Regions from separate parts of the Homo sapiens genome. Here region 1 is linked to region 2. A link is a loop called in an ENCODE intact Hi-C map of the cell type or tissue named here. Cell type or tissue: endothelial cell of umbilical vein. All regions are shown on one strand. Links, peaks and the distances in the headings refer to the core of each region. The heading gives the core; the rest is flanking DNA.

Evidence for each region. Hi-C counts contacts between places; a loop is a spot of excess contacts. Peaks named below come from ENCODE experiments on the same cell type or tissue, not always from the same donor. Only the 100,000 strongest peaks of a DNase experiment are listed, where the experiment ranks them.
Region 1: a loop joins it to region 2, with 5 times the contacts of the local background. A loop is called at or near these places in 27 of 110 quality-filtered maps.

What each region holds. Positions count from the first base shown.
Region 1 is chr7:90,262,945-90,267,967 of GRCh38, reverse strand. CFAP69 (cilia and flagella associated protein 69) reads right to left here. Exons shown (of 23, transcript NM_001039706.3): 5 at 2,591-2,667. Among named protein-coding and RNA genes, the nearest start is that of CFAP69, 20 kb to the right of the region's middle. In endothelial cell of umbilical vein, for the core only: no CTCF peak of the experiment used is centred there; a DNase peak (open chromatin) is centred at 1,017.
Region 2 is chr7:90,423,853-90,431,924 of GRCh38, reverse strand. No RefSeq gene overlaps it. Among named protein-coding and RNA genes, the nearest start is that of CLDN12, 24 kb to the right of the region's middle. RefSeq lists a silencer at 6,256-6,550. In endothelial cell of umbilical vein, for the core only: a CTCF peak has its summit at 3,969 (motif pointing right); a DNase peak (open chromatin) is centred at 3,984.

The DNA.
Region 1 (5,023 bases), core at 55-2,554, 160 kb after region 2:
ACTACCCATGTAAACTTGTGTTTTACTTTTCTCATCTATTAAGCAGGTATAACAATAGTTACCACATTTAAGATTGTTGTGAGGATTAAATTAGCTAATATGAGAAAAGGGCTGAGAAAAGCATCTAGCATGTTGTAAGTTCTACATGTGTTAGATACTATTATTATTTTGACAAGATATGGGTTAGCATTTTTCTCCCTAACTAGAGGGTCAGTAATTTTTTGCCTTTACTAATGCATTCTTTGCTTAGAGAAGTTCCAGGTGAACTTTGCTCTTCAGTTTGTTGGCAGACTGGAAGAGAGTGAGTTTTTAAGCAGCTGCCCCACATGCAAGGGTAATAGTTTTATGTTCAAGCTGTCTGCATGGGGTTGGCGAATAGGAAGGTTCGTTTTCAGTCATATCTAAACTACAATTAAATTGGCTTCAGCCTGTATTTCAAACTGGATTGCATCTACTCTGTTGAAGTCCTATAAACATGATCCCCAAGGGTATCTGAAAATGATCTGTGGGACTCTGGAAATGATCCAGGTTCTCTGAATGCCCAAGGACAGCGGTAGTCAGTAATATCGACCTTAGAACTAAACTAGAACTGGTTGGACTCTCTGAGAGTAAAAGAATAATTAGGAATTCCTCTTTTGCATTAGCCCTTGCAAGACGCTCATCTCTGGAGGTGGTCAGCAAGTGGGGTGGCAAGTGGAAAGAAGGAGGAAGCACAAAGGAAAGCCTGACCCTAGCTTCAGGAGAATCTCTGCAAAAGATATCACTTAAAAGACAGTTTTAAGATTATTCTAACTCTAAATTTTATTTATTTTTCGGACTGTTCTTTTGGAGTTGCAAAATCACTACTTAGGTTTTAAAACATATTAGGCAACAAGAACAACTAAGCTTTTCCAACAAGACTATCCAAATATGCAGGCTTATGGGAAATTCTAGGGTCTTTCGTCTGCTTTTCCACTGTTTTAGTTCCTGTAAATTTAGATAATTTATCATAGCTTCCTGTTTCATAATCCCAGGGCAGAGTACCAACTTCTTCCCCCATCCATTTCCAGAATCTTGCCTCTGAGTCAGAAATATCTATGTATCATTTGGAAGAAAATGTAATATAACTTATTAGTACGTAGTAGAAACTGGAAGTTCTAACTAAAATCATGAAGAGTTTTTGTTCAACATTTCATCTTATATACAATTATTTTAGTTTAAATTAATGTTTCCAGCCATTAAAAAAACCAAGAAACAGAAGAGCAGTACTCGCAGTCAGTAATCAGCGAAGGAAGCTCATTTAAAGTTAAGAGTTCATACTGTTGTCATATGAGATAGTAACATGTTCTGCAGGCAGGGTACCAGTCATTAAGCAAAGAATAAGTTGACACTCAGTAAAAAGTGAGCCATGTATTTATAATACAAGTGACTGTCAACACTCTTGGAAGCAATATTTAAAAATAATGGCAACAGGGGTATTTTAAAAAATAATGTTACCAACAAAAACTACACTTTTTATCTGTTAATACTACCATGTCCTCTTTTGGGTTGGCTTCTCATTGTAAATTTCTGCTGATGATAGAGATTCACATAATTAAAAATTCCCATATTTCTGAACCTGCCTGCTTCCTAAGGTGTTTTTCTTTAAATTGCCCCCTTCATGTTTAACCTAATCTCAACAACACCTTCACCTACTCTAGGATATAGAGTAGGTGAACCCTAGGTAGTTTTCCCAAAGTAACTAAAAACTATAAAACCTACTGAGATATAAAAGGGTTAGTGTCTATGTTAAAAATAAAAATCCTTTTTTTCTTCATTCCAGTTGAATCTCTAACATCTTTCTATATGGAGTATAATGCTGGGAACATCATTATTCCGTAAATATTTTTAAAAATGCACTGGATCAATTGTGTATCTTTTATTCCTCCTGTACAAATAAAGACCTAAACTAGTAAGTATAGATTTAATGTAGGATTTGTTTTGGGAACATGCCATCATGTCCCAGGAGCTGACTCAAAGAGCCAGTGTTTCCCTGATCTAGTTTCCTAGGAAATTGTTTTCTTTCTCTAGAAAATCAAGTGATAACCCATACATAAGTGCCTACCCTTTTATGATATTTTTCATATTTTTGTGTACAAAATATAGGCATCTGCATCTTTATGTGCATTATGCTGAAGTTCTTAATATGCTATTTTATGATTTGATTTAAAATTTTAGATCATTTAATGAATAATTCTATGATTGCAGCAATTCAATATTAGAGTTCAAAGTTGAAATGTTTTTGTGATTATTTAAAAAGGGTATGTACACTTTCTGATTTACAAAAATAGTTAACAAACACTTCATTAAACTAAATAATAATTCATCAAACTACATTATCAGCCTGTCCTTGTACTTAGAAGATGGACTTTTATTGGTATCACGAAACAACCTGAACAGAATACAATACCAGAATTATCACCAAGCACACTGTGATTAATTCACTAACAAGAGAAGATCCTAGACATGGAGAAGGAGTCCTCTTAGTGAAACTTGGGGAAAATAGATATTCCCTTGTCAGTAGGACCTGTCGTATGTTACATCCCTATACCTTAAGGAAATCTTAACTTACCCAGAAGTGCAATTGAATTAGCAGTATCTTCAGCATAAGTTATTTCATCCGACACTTTCTTTTTCAAAAATGGCAAGCTTCAATAAGAATGAAGAATTGTAACAGTAATTTTTAATAAAGTCTTTAATTGAAGCATCATTTGTAAGTGGGGGAGAGTTCATTTCTAAAGAATAAATTAATAATAATATTCTATTCTTTAGCCCTGGGGATTGACAATTATTAACTACCAGTTGTAATACACAGTATTACAGTTTAATAGTATTGTAACTATTAAAAATGTTTCTGGGGCCGGGTGCGGTGGCTCACACCTGTAATCCCAGCGCCTTGGGAGGCCGAGGTGGGTGGATCACGAGGTCAAGAGGTTGAGATCATCCTGGCCAACATGGTGAAATTCCGTCTCTTCTAAAAATACAAAAATTCACTGGGCATGGTGGCGTGCACCTGTAGTCCCAGCTACTCGGGAGGCTGAGGCAGGAGAATCGCTAGAATCCTGGAGGCGGAGGTTGCAGTGAGCTGAGATTGCGCCACTGCACTCCAGCCTGGCGACAGAGTGAGCGAGCCTCCATCAAAAAGAAAAAAAGAAAAAAAATGTTTCTAATGAACTGACCAAAAAGAAAATATTATATTAATTATAAGAATTAAGAAATGGATGTAAAAGGCATAGGTTAAGAAAGCCATTTTGCATCGCTTCATGAATAAAAAAACTTAGGAACCCTCTTTCTCTTAGAGGTCAAAATAGTAATAAATTATAGCTATAATTATATCAAAGTTAGTACGACATTGGATAATCTGGAACAAACCATAGATCTAAGCTCACCAGTAACTTAAAAACTGGTTAAGAGCTTTTCCTGAAATTTTCAAAACTCTAGGCAAAATCGATAGTTTATTCATTCTTAGAGATCAGTGCATTTTTGCTTATTAGCTGGGTTAGTAACTATCCACAAAATAACAGAATGGTTTTGCAGACATTAAGGCATTCAAGTTAACAAATATTAATTATATTAGAATCGCATTTCACAACTTCTATAACCAAAGTTATTTTAAAGTAACTTATTTATAAATCATAAAAGATCCAGCACATAAACCTGGGTCAGTCTAAATTTCAAAGAAAATATAAAAGTTATTTTTTAAATATATAAACTATCTTGACATTTCATGAGTTCAAAATTTGAACCTCCTGTACTATTTAAAGTACAATATATCCTATAGAGACAGGACTTTTAATTCATATATATATATATATATATATATATATATATATATATATATATATTTTTTTTTTTTTTCGAGATGGAGTCTTGCTCTGTCGCCCAGGCTGGAGTGCAGTGGCACGATCTCAGCTCACTGCAAACTCTGCCTTCTGGGTTCACGCCATTCTCCTGCCTCAGCCTCCCGAGTAGCTGGGACTACAGGTGCCTGCCACCACGCCCAGCTATTTTTTTTGCATTTTTAATAGAGATGGGGTTTCACCGTGTTATCCAGGATGGTCTCCATCTCCTGACCTCGTGATCTGCCTGCCTCGGCCTCCCAAAGTGCTGGGATTAACAGGTATGAGCCACCGCGCTTGGCCAATTCATATTTTTCAAGAAAAATTAAAGAAGTAGTTGAAAATGGTATTGAGAACTATCACATGAGGATGTATCAATAGCAATATACAGGCCAATTTGAATTTAAAGATATCTGAAGAGCAAGCTACAAAAAGGACAATTTTATAAATGCCACAGAAGTTCATTTCTAGTGTTTGTCAGAATTTGTCATTTGAAACAAATAATGTATTATATTTGTTATCCAGCTGCTTTTTGGATCTCTAAAGTGAAGGACTCTAAAACTAGTACTTTTTGTTCCCAAACTTTTTCCTTTTCTAGCAAAGGACACAATCTATAAGATAAAGCATCAGAAGAGTTTTCAACCAAAAAGTTTATGAAAAAATTAGCATTATACTTCTAATGCCATGAGAAAACCATACTACTTGGAGGCCAAAACGGAAAGGCTTGACATTATTATTCTATTTTTATTGTTTTTATCTTCCAAAAATGTCTTGAAAAGAGAAACAAGTGAGGGTGAGGCATAGAGAAGTTATCTAGACATAAGCTGAAATTAGAAAAGTAGAAAAAATTAACAATGTGAATAATTATGAAATATGAGGGAAAATGAAGACTGCAGCTAAAAAGGATTTATCATATTATACAATTAAACATTCAGTCACAAGTTTTCATAGACAATGAACTTTGTGCAGAGCTCTGTAGGAGCATAGATGTTGAAAGCAATTCTTATAAACTTGGCATTCTAGGATTTGCAAAGCCTTGAGATTTAAAAGTTTTACATTATATAATCGTATGTCAATATAATAATAATTTCCAATTTGTTCCTTGAAAACACCAGAGCAACCATTTATTTTCCATTGTACCTGTCTATTAAAAAGCAAGGCATGGT
Region 2 (8,072 bases), core at 2,587-5,086:
TCCTTATCTGGTAATTCAGAGATTTCTTCTTGCCTTGAATCCATTGCTGGAGAGCTAGTGTGATCTTTTGGGGGTGTGATAGAACTTGTTTTGTCATACTACCAGAATTACTTTTCTGATTCCTTCTTATTTGGGTAGACAGTTTCAGTAGAAAGATCTAGAGCTCAAGGGCTTCTGTTCAGATTCTTTTGTCCTAGAGGGTGATCCCTTGATATGAAGCTCTCCCCAGTCCCCTAGGAATGGGGCTTCTGAAGAGCGGACTGCAGTGATTGTTATTGCTCTTCTGGGTCTAACCCCCAGCAGAGCTACCAGGCTCCAGGTTTGTGCTAGGGTTGTCAGCAAAGAGTCCTGTGATGTGATCTGTCTTCAGGTCTCCCAGCCATGGATACCTGCTCCAGTGGAGGTGGCAGGGGAGTAAAGTAGATTCTGTGAGAGTCCTTGGTTGTAGATATGTGTAGTGTGCTGGCTTTCTCAAATGCTGGTTATGCTAGCAGTGAAGTTGTCATGTGGACAGACTCAGGACTTCTGGTTAGCCAAGGTGTTGCAGGTGGTGGAATTAGCTGTTGTTTTCTCCTTCTTTGGAGTGGGGTTGCTCTGTTATGAGTTGCTGTAATGGCTTGAGTTGGTTGGCTTCCAGCCAGGAGATGCCTCTTTCAAGACAGCACCAGCTGCAGTAGTAGGAGGGGGATACAAGCTTCCCCTACATTGCCCAGGATAAGTTCTCAGGTTTCTCAGGCCATGAGCAAGGCCATAGAGCTCCCAACAGTTTATGTCTTTTGTCTTCAGCTAGCAGGGTCAGTAAAGAAATACCATCAGGTTGGGGCAGAGTTAGCCAGGTCTGAGCTCCGGCTCTTCTTGGGCGAGACTTGCTATGGCCACTGTAGGGGATGGAAGGGTGGTTCTCAGGCCAATGGAGTTATGTTCTCATAGAGATTATGGTTGCCTCTGCTGTGTCATACAGGTAGCCAAGGAAGTGGGAAAAAGCCGGTAGTGACAGACCTCACCCAACTTCCACACAACCAGCAAGGCCAGTCCCACTCCCATCGTGCCCGGCCAACAGCACTGAATTTATATCCAGGCAGTTAGCAAGCAGGGCTGAGATCTTGCCCCAGGCTACAAGCCTCCCTGCTGAGAAAGCAAGTAGGGCTCTTAGGCCTTGCCCTCCCTGCCTGCCTATTCCTTTGGTTGTGCCTCCTGTGCTTGTATCTGCACTTCCTGTTCATACCCCTGGATTCTGCTCAGGAAAATTTGTGCTCATTCGAAATTATTACAAAGTTCAGCTAGAAGCTTCCTTCACCCTGTGACCCCTTCCCAATTCTGCTAGCTGCCTTCCCCAAGGACCCCTGTGAGATAAAGCTGGGGACCAGGAGTACCTACAGGGCTCTTCTCGTTGCTTCTTCTACTTTTATATTTCACTCAGCTCCCTAAAGCTGTTTCAGCTCTAGGTAAGGTTAAATCCTTCACCCATGATCTGGATATTCAGGTTCCCCAGTAGGGATATATATTCAGAGGCAGAGTTTTCCCCTCTCACATTTTGGGAATTCACCATTTGTTCAGTTATCTTACAGAGTTTGCAGTGGCAAGCCTCTTCTTTCTTTCTTTTTTGTTTTTTTGAGACAGAGTCTCGCCCTGTCATCCAGGCTGGAGTGCAATGACGCGATCTCAGCTCAGTGCTACCTCTTCCTCCCAGGTTCAAGCGATTCTCCTGCCTCAGCATCCCTAGTAGCTGGGATTACAGGCATGCACCACCACACTCGGCTAATTTTTTATATCTTTAGTAGAGACAGGGTTTCACTATGTTGGCCAGGCTGGTCTCAAACTCCTGACCTCGTGATCCGCTCACCTCAGCCTCCCAAAGTGCTGGGATTACAGGTGTGAGCCACCGCGCCCGGCCAAAGCCGCTTCTTTCAAAGGGTCTGTGAATTATTTGTTTTCCTGGTATGTTCCTGCAGTGGGTCTTGGAGCAAAAGTTCACAATATGAGTCTCCACGCACTGTTTTGTCCATCCAAGTGGTAGCTGCATGTTAGTTCTGTCTCTTATCTGCCATTTTCCTAATGTCTTCTTATCCTTTGCATATTTTTGACATCTTTTCTCATTAGTACAGATACCTACACTCAATGTTTTTAATAGCTATACTTAAATTTACCAATCTCCTCTACATTGCTAGGGTAAGAATAAAGTCAAATCCCTGCCTACCCTGTTTCACTAAAATGCTATTAATAGATAGATGAAAGACTTAAATGTAAAAACTAAAACTAAATAACATACATGATTATGTTACATAAATAAACATACAATATTTTTAATTTTTGTCCTCTGGGAGAGGATGTATTAGTCCCTTCTCATGCTACTAATAAAGACATACTCAAGACTGGGTAATTTATAAAGGAAAGAAGTTTAATGGACTCACAGTTCACATGGCTGGGGAGGCCTCACAATCATGGCAGAAGGTGAAGGAAGAGCAAAGTCACGTCTTACATGGCAGCAGGCAAGACAGCTTGTGCAGGGGAACTTCCATTTATAAAACCATCAGATTTCATGAGACTTATTCACTACCATGAGAACAGTATGGGAGAAACCACCCCCATGATTCAGTTATCTCCATCTGGTTCTGTCCCAGACATGTGGAGATGACAATTCAAGGTGAGTTTTGGGTGAGGACACAGTCAAACCATATCAGAGGAGATGGACATTTTAAATATGACATGAAACTAAAACTATAAAGGAAAATACTAGTAGTGGACACAGTAGCTCACACCTGTAATTCCAGCAATTTGGAGGCAGGAGGATTACTTGCACCCAGGAATTCGAGACCAGCCTGGATATCATAGTGAGATCTTATCTCTACTAAAAATAGAAAAAAAATAGCAGGGTGTGGTGGCACACGCCTGTAGTCCCAGCTACTTGGGAGGCTGGGGTGGGAGGTTTGATTAAGCCTGGGAGATTGAGGCTGCAGTAAGCTATTATCATGCCACTGTACTCCAGCCTGGACAGCTGAGTGAGGCTCTGTCTCAACAACAACAAAAAAGGAAAATCCTGATATACCTGACTATATAAACATTAAAAACTTTACAAAGCAAAAAATAGTCACAAAGCAAACTAAGAAAAATATTTTCAATGCAAATGACAGTACATTTCTTCAATATGCAAAAACCTTTTACAAACAAGATGCTTATGAACCAGTAAATCTTTAAAAAATGGGATGAATATGTATGTTGGCGCTTCACTGATAAATAAATACCAATGGCCAAAGAAAATAAAAAACAAAGAAAGAAAGGAGAAAAATGGTGGGGCAGAGGCGGGGGGTGGGGGAGCCATAAAAAGATAAGCTCTCTCATTCATTAAGAAATAAAGACTGGCCAAGCGCGGTGGCTCACGCCTGTAATCCCAGCACTTTGGGAGGCCGAGACGGGCGAATCACAAGGTCAGGAGTTCGAGACCATCCTGCCGAACACGGTGAAACCCCGTTTCTACTAAAAATACAAAAAAATTAGCTGGGCATGGTGGCGGGTGCCTGTAGTCCCAGCTACTTGGGAGGCTAAGGCAGGAGAATGGCGTGAACCCGGGAAGCGGAGCTTGCAGTGAGCCGAGATCGCACCATTGCACTCCAGCCTGGGTGACAGAGCGAGACTCCGTCTCCAAAAAAAATAAAAAATAAAAAATAAAGACTAAAACAAAAATTAACATATTTGATAATACTCATTGTTGGGATGATGAGAAGAAATATGGAAGTTCGAATTGGTACAAACTTCTTGGGAGGGTGAATTGGCAACATCAGCATTCTAAGTACACATATCCTTTCACTCAGAAATTCTACTTCTCCATCTTTATCTCATATAGTTAAGTATATAAAATGTACAAGGATATTTATTACAGTATTTGAATAGCAAGTTCTCATTTAAGTGGATTTAGCTAAGGAAAATAGCGTATGAAACCATTTCTTGGCATTACTTAGGTTAGCCACTAGATGTCATGATTGTTCCACAGAAATAAAGCTATAGCCAGGTGTATAAATCAAATTGGGAATACTTTTGTTATGTAGTCCTTCACTTTAAAATAAGTAGTTCTTATACATGCCACCCAGCACAACTCTAAAACAAGGACAGTTTGCCACATAACAAAATGATCTTCAAAATGCCTTTTAGATATCTAAAGAAATCTCAGTGAGTTTTCATATGCTTTCATGAGGCTTTAGTCTCTTAAAAACGCTAAAATTGGGTAGGTTCATATGGTGTGATCTGGGGGCTTTCGGGGGAACTCAGGCTTCAGAGAATCTCACCTCTAACATGTTTGTCACCTGAAATCTCACCACTGAAGATTCATTGTGGGGAGGTTAAAGTTTCCAATCTTTAGAAGTGGCATTTATTTTTTATTTTTCTATATAGTTTTAAAAAACCTTTGGCTTCAGCCAACCCTATAGGAGTGGCATTTTAAACTGTAAAATATCTCTGCGTGGAGTGACCCCCTCAAGTACTATTGCTGAATCGTTTTAAAGATTCTTTGGGTTTTAAACAAGAACGAGGCCCACGGTGAATAAAATATAAGACAGATGCCCAGGAAAAGGGACAGGGTGGGTGACAGTGCACTAGGAAGAGGTGGCTTTAGCCTGGGCTCTTATGTTCACTCTGGTGTCCCTTAAGCTAAATATGACACAACTCAGTGTGACCTTACTACTGAGAAATGTGAAAACATGAGAAAACCTAAGGCCCTAGATAACATTTAGCTTATCAAAATCCATATCATCACAGATGCTTCCTGATGCTCTCACATAGAGCTGCATACTTTATGCTAATGTAAAATAAATCATCACAAACAGATGAGGAAACAGATATCACTTATTTGTTCCTGTACTCATAATAAACTAATCATTAAAACAAGCATTCAAACCAAATCCACATTTAGTTTCTGATTAAGAAGTTCCAAATATAAGAATTGCATGTAGACGTAGGGCTAAATAAGTATTTGGCCATAAAATAATAATCTTTTTTTTTTTTTTTTTTTTTGAGATGGAGTCTTGCTCTGTCACCCAGGCTGGAGTGCAGTGGCGCGATCTCGCTCACTGCAAGCTCCGCCTCCCAGGTTCACGTCATTCTCCTGCCTCAGCCTCCTGAGTAGCTGGGACTACAGGCGCCCGCCACCACGCCCGGCTAATTTTTTTTTGTATTTTTAGTAGAGACAGGGTTTCACCGTGTTAGCCGGGATGGTCTCCATCTCCTGAGCTCGTGATCCACCCGCCTCGGCCTCCCAAAGTGCTGGGATTACAGGCGTGAGCCACCGCGCCTGACCTAAAATAATTTTTTTAAAGAAAAGAGTAGGTGATAGAGATTAAACAGGAAAGTGAATCAATAGTGTTAGGTGATAACATTTAGCAATAGTCGCGCCTTAACTTAGTTTTATATCGAGATAAAATAAAATAATGACAATGAACAGAGTAGAAAAGGCCTCATCTTGGCAAATGAAGATGTGGAATACCAAACTTGAAGACACAGCTGTTTTTTAGATATCTTCCATTTGAAAGAAATTGTATGAACAGAGTAACATGTATAAGAGTGGTTTTTTTTACTTGTATGTATTTATGAGGTACAAGTGTAATTTCGTTACACAGATAGATGTTGCAGTGGTAAAGTCAGGGCTTTTAGGGTATCCACCACCCAAATGATGTATATTGTACCCATTAAGTAATTTCTCACCATTCAACCCCCTTCCACTCCCTCACCTTCCTGAGTCTCTATTGTCTACTATTCCACACTATATATCCATGTGTACACATTATTTAGCTCCCACTTATAAGTGAGAACATGTGGGATTTGACTTTCTGTGTCTGACTTGTTTCACTTAAGATAATGACCTCCAGTTCCATCCACATTGCTGCAAAAGACACTTCATCCTTTTTATGGTGGAATAGTATTCCATTATGTATATATGTATGTTATTTATAGACACCAATCAATTCCTAATATTTTCTGTCCACGGAGCATTCTACAATTTTTAAAAGCAGGTTTACATGTTATTTTATTTTTTCATGAAGAATTATTTTTTGTTTTGATATACAATTTTTTTCTAGTCTATCTAAATGAACTAAATTACATATTCTTTAGCCTTAGGCATTTCAAGATGAGGAAAGTAAGTCTGAGTATTGAGTTTTGAACAAATTTTTATCTAAAAAGATAGAATGGCATAAATGCCCAGTACCCTCTCCCCCATCCCTAGCCTGGGAGCAGAACACTTACAGCTCTGGCATACATCTCCAAAGGGTGGACATGGAGGCTAACTGATGAAATATAAAAGGTTCTTCCTGGCCCATGACTCACATGTGTACATTTCATATTTCCTGTCCCAGAATTGAAAGGTTAGGGTGTGTCTTCAACATGATAGAAGAACAGCGCAGTAGTTCCAGTCTGGGCTGAGGGTTGGGTCTTTTTAATGTGTCTCCTCCACCTACCCCAACTGCTGTCCAACACAGTGGAGCCAACTTTTTGTTGGGCTCTTCCTTTGAGGCTAACATATCAGAAGTTGTTATTTCTCGTTCCTATTTTGCTCTTAAAATCCTGGTATAAGTTAGTGTAGGCCTTAAAACTATTGATTCAATTACTTTATCTTAATTAGGATGGCCAGTTTAACCAGAAAATGCTTATGGTTATATTCTATTCCCTTGGATTCATAATGCATTTTGAATGAAAACATACTCATTACCCTAATCCAAATATTAGTATGGACTTGGCATCTGCTTTTCTTTCTGGGGAGACAAACCATATACAAAGGAATATTCTAAAACACAATATGACACCTGATTCACCGTCTTCAATCCTAGCCCCTAAATTAAGTAACAGTAAGCCAGAACTTAAAGAAAAACCCACTGCACCCTCACAATCTCACTTTGAAAGATGATTATTGTTCTCAACTAACACATGTGGAAACTGAGAAACGAAGTTTTCAGACACCTACTCAAAGTTGCCCAGCTAGTAAGACAAAGACCTGAAACCACAGAAATCTCAATTCTTCTGACTTCATGGTATCTCTGCTGCATCCTACTTGTAAATGATGTGAGAGATACTGCCCAATGTCACATGTACGTGCATCTCTCAACCAACAATCTGGATGTGTTTTCTCTTCAAGTCCACTAAGGTAGTGGAATCACTTCCTCTACCACGTACACTTGTACATGTACAAGTACATGTACCATGTACACTTCTATGTACAATTGATCTTCACTATTTGTGGATTCCACATGTGCAAATTTGCCTACTCACTAAAATGTATTCGTAGCTCCCAAATCAATACTCACTGTACTTTCATGGCCACTCTTGGACATGCACAGAGCCATAGAAACTTGAATGGCCTGATGTGCATGTTCCCAGTTGAGGTCTAAGATGGCAATACTCTGTCTTCATTTCAGGTCTTATCGGGGGAAATTCAGCCAGATATCAGGCGAAATTCACCCCTGATATTTCACGTACGTTCTTTTCTATTTTCCCTATGTGTCAGCTGGTTTGAGAAATAAAGGGATAGAATAAAAAAGAGAGAAATTTTAAAGCTGAGTGTCCATGGGAGACATCACATGTTGGCAGGTTTCGTGATGCCCCACAAGCGGCAAAACCAGCAAGTTTTTATTAGTGATTTTCAAAAGGGGAGGGAGTGTAAGAATAGGGTGTGGGTCACAGAGATCACGTGCTTCACAAGGTAATAGAATATCACAAGGCAAATGGAGGCAGGGTGAGATCACAGGACCACAGGACCGGGGCGAAATTAAAATTGCTAATGAAGTTTTGGGCATGCATTGTCATTGATAACATCTTATCAGGAGACAGGGTTTGAGAGCAGACAACCAGTCTGACCAAAATTTATTAGGTGGGAATTTCCTGGTCCTAATAAGCCTGGGAGCGCTACGGGAGACTGGGGCTTATTTCATCCCTAAGCTTCGACCATAAAAGACGGCCACCCCTGAAGTGGCCATTTTAGAGGCCTACCCTCAGGGACGCATTCTCTTTCTCAGGGATGTTCCTTGTCGAGAAAAAGAATTCAGTGATATTTCTCCCATTTGTTTTGAAAGAAGAGAAATATGGCTCTGTTC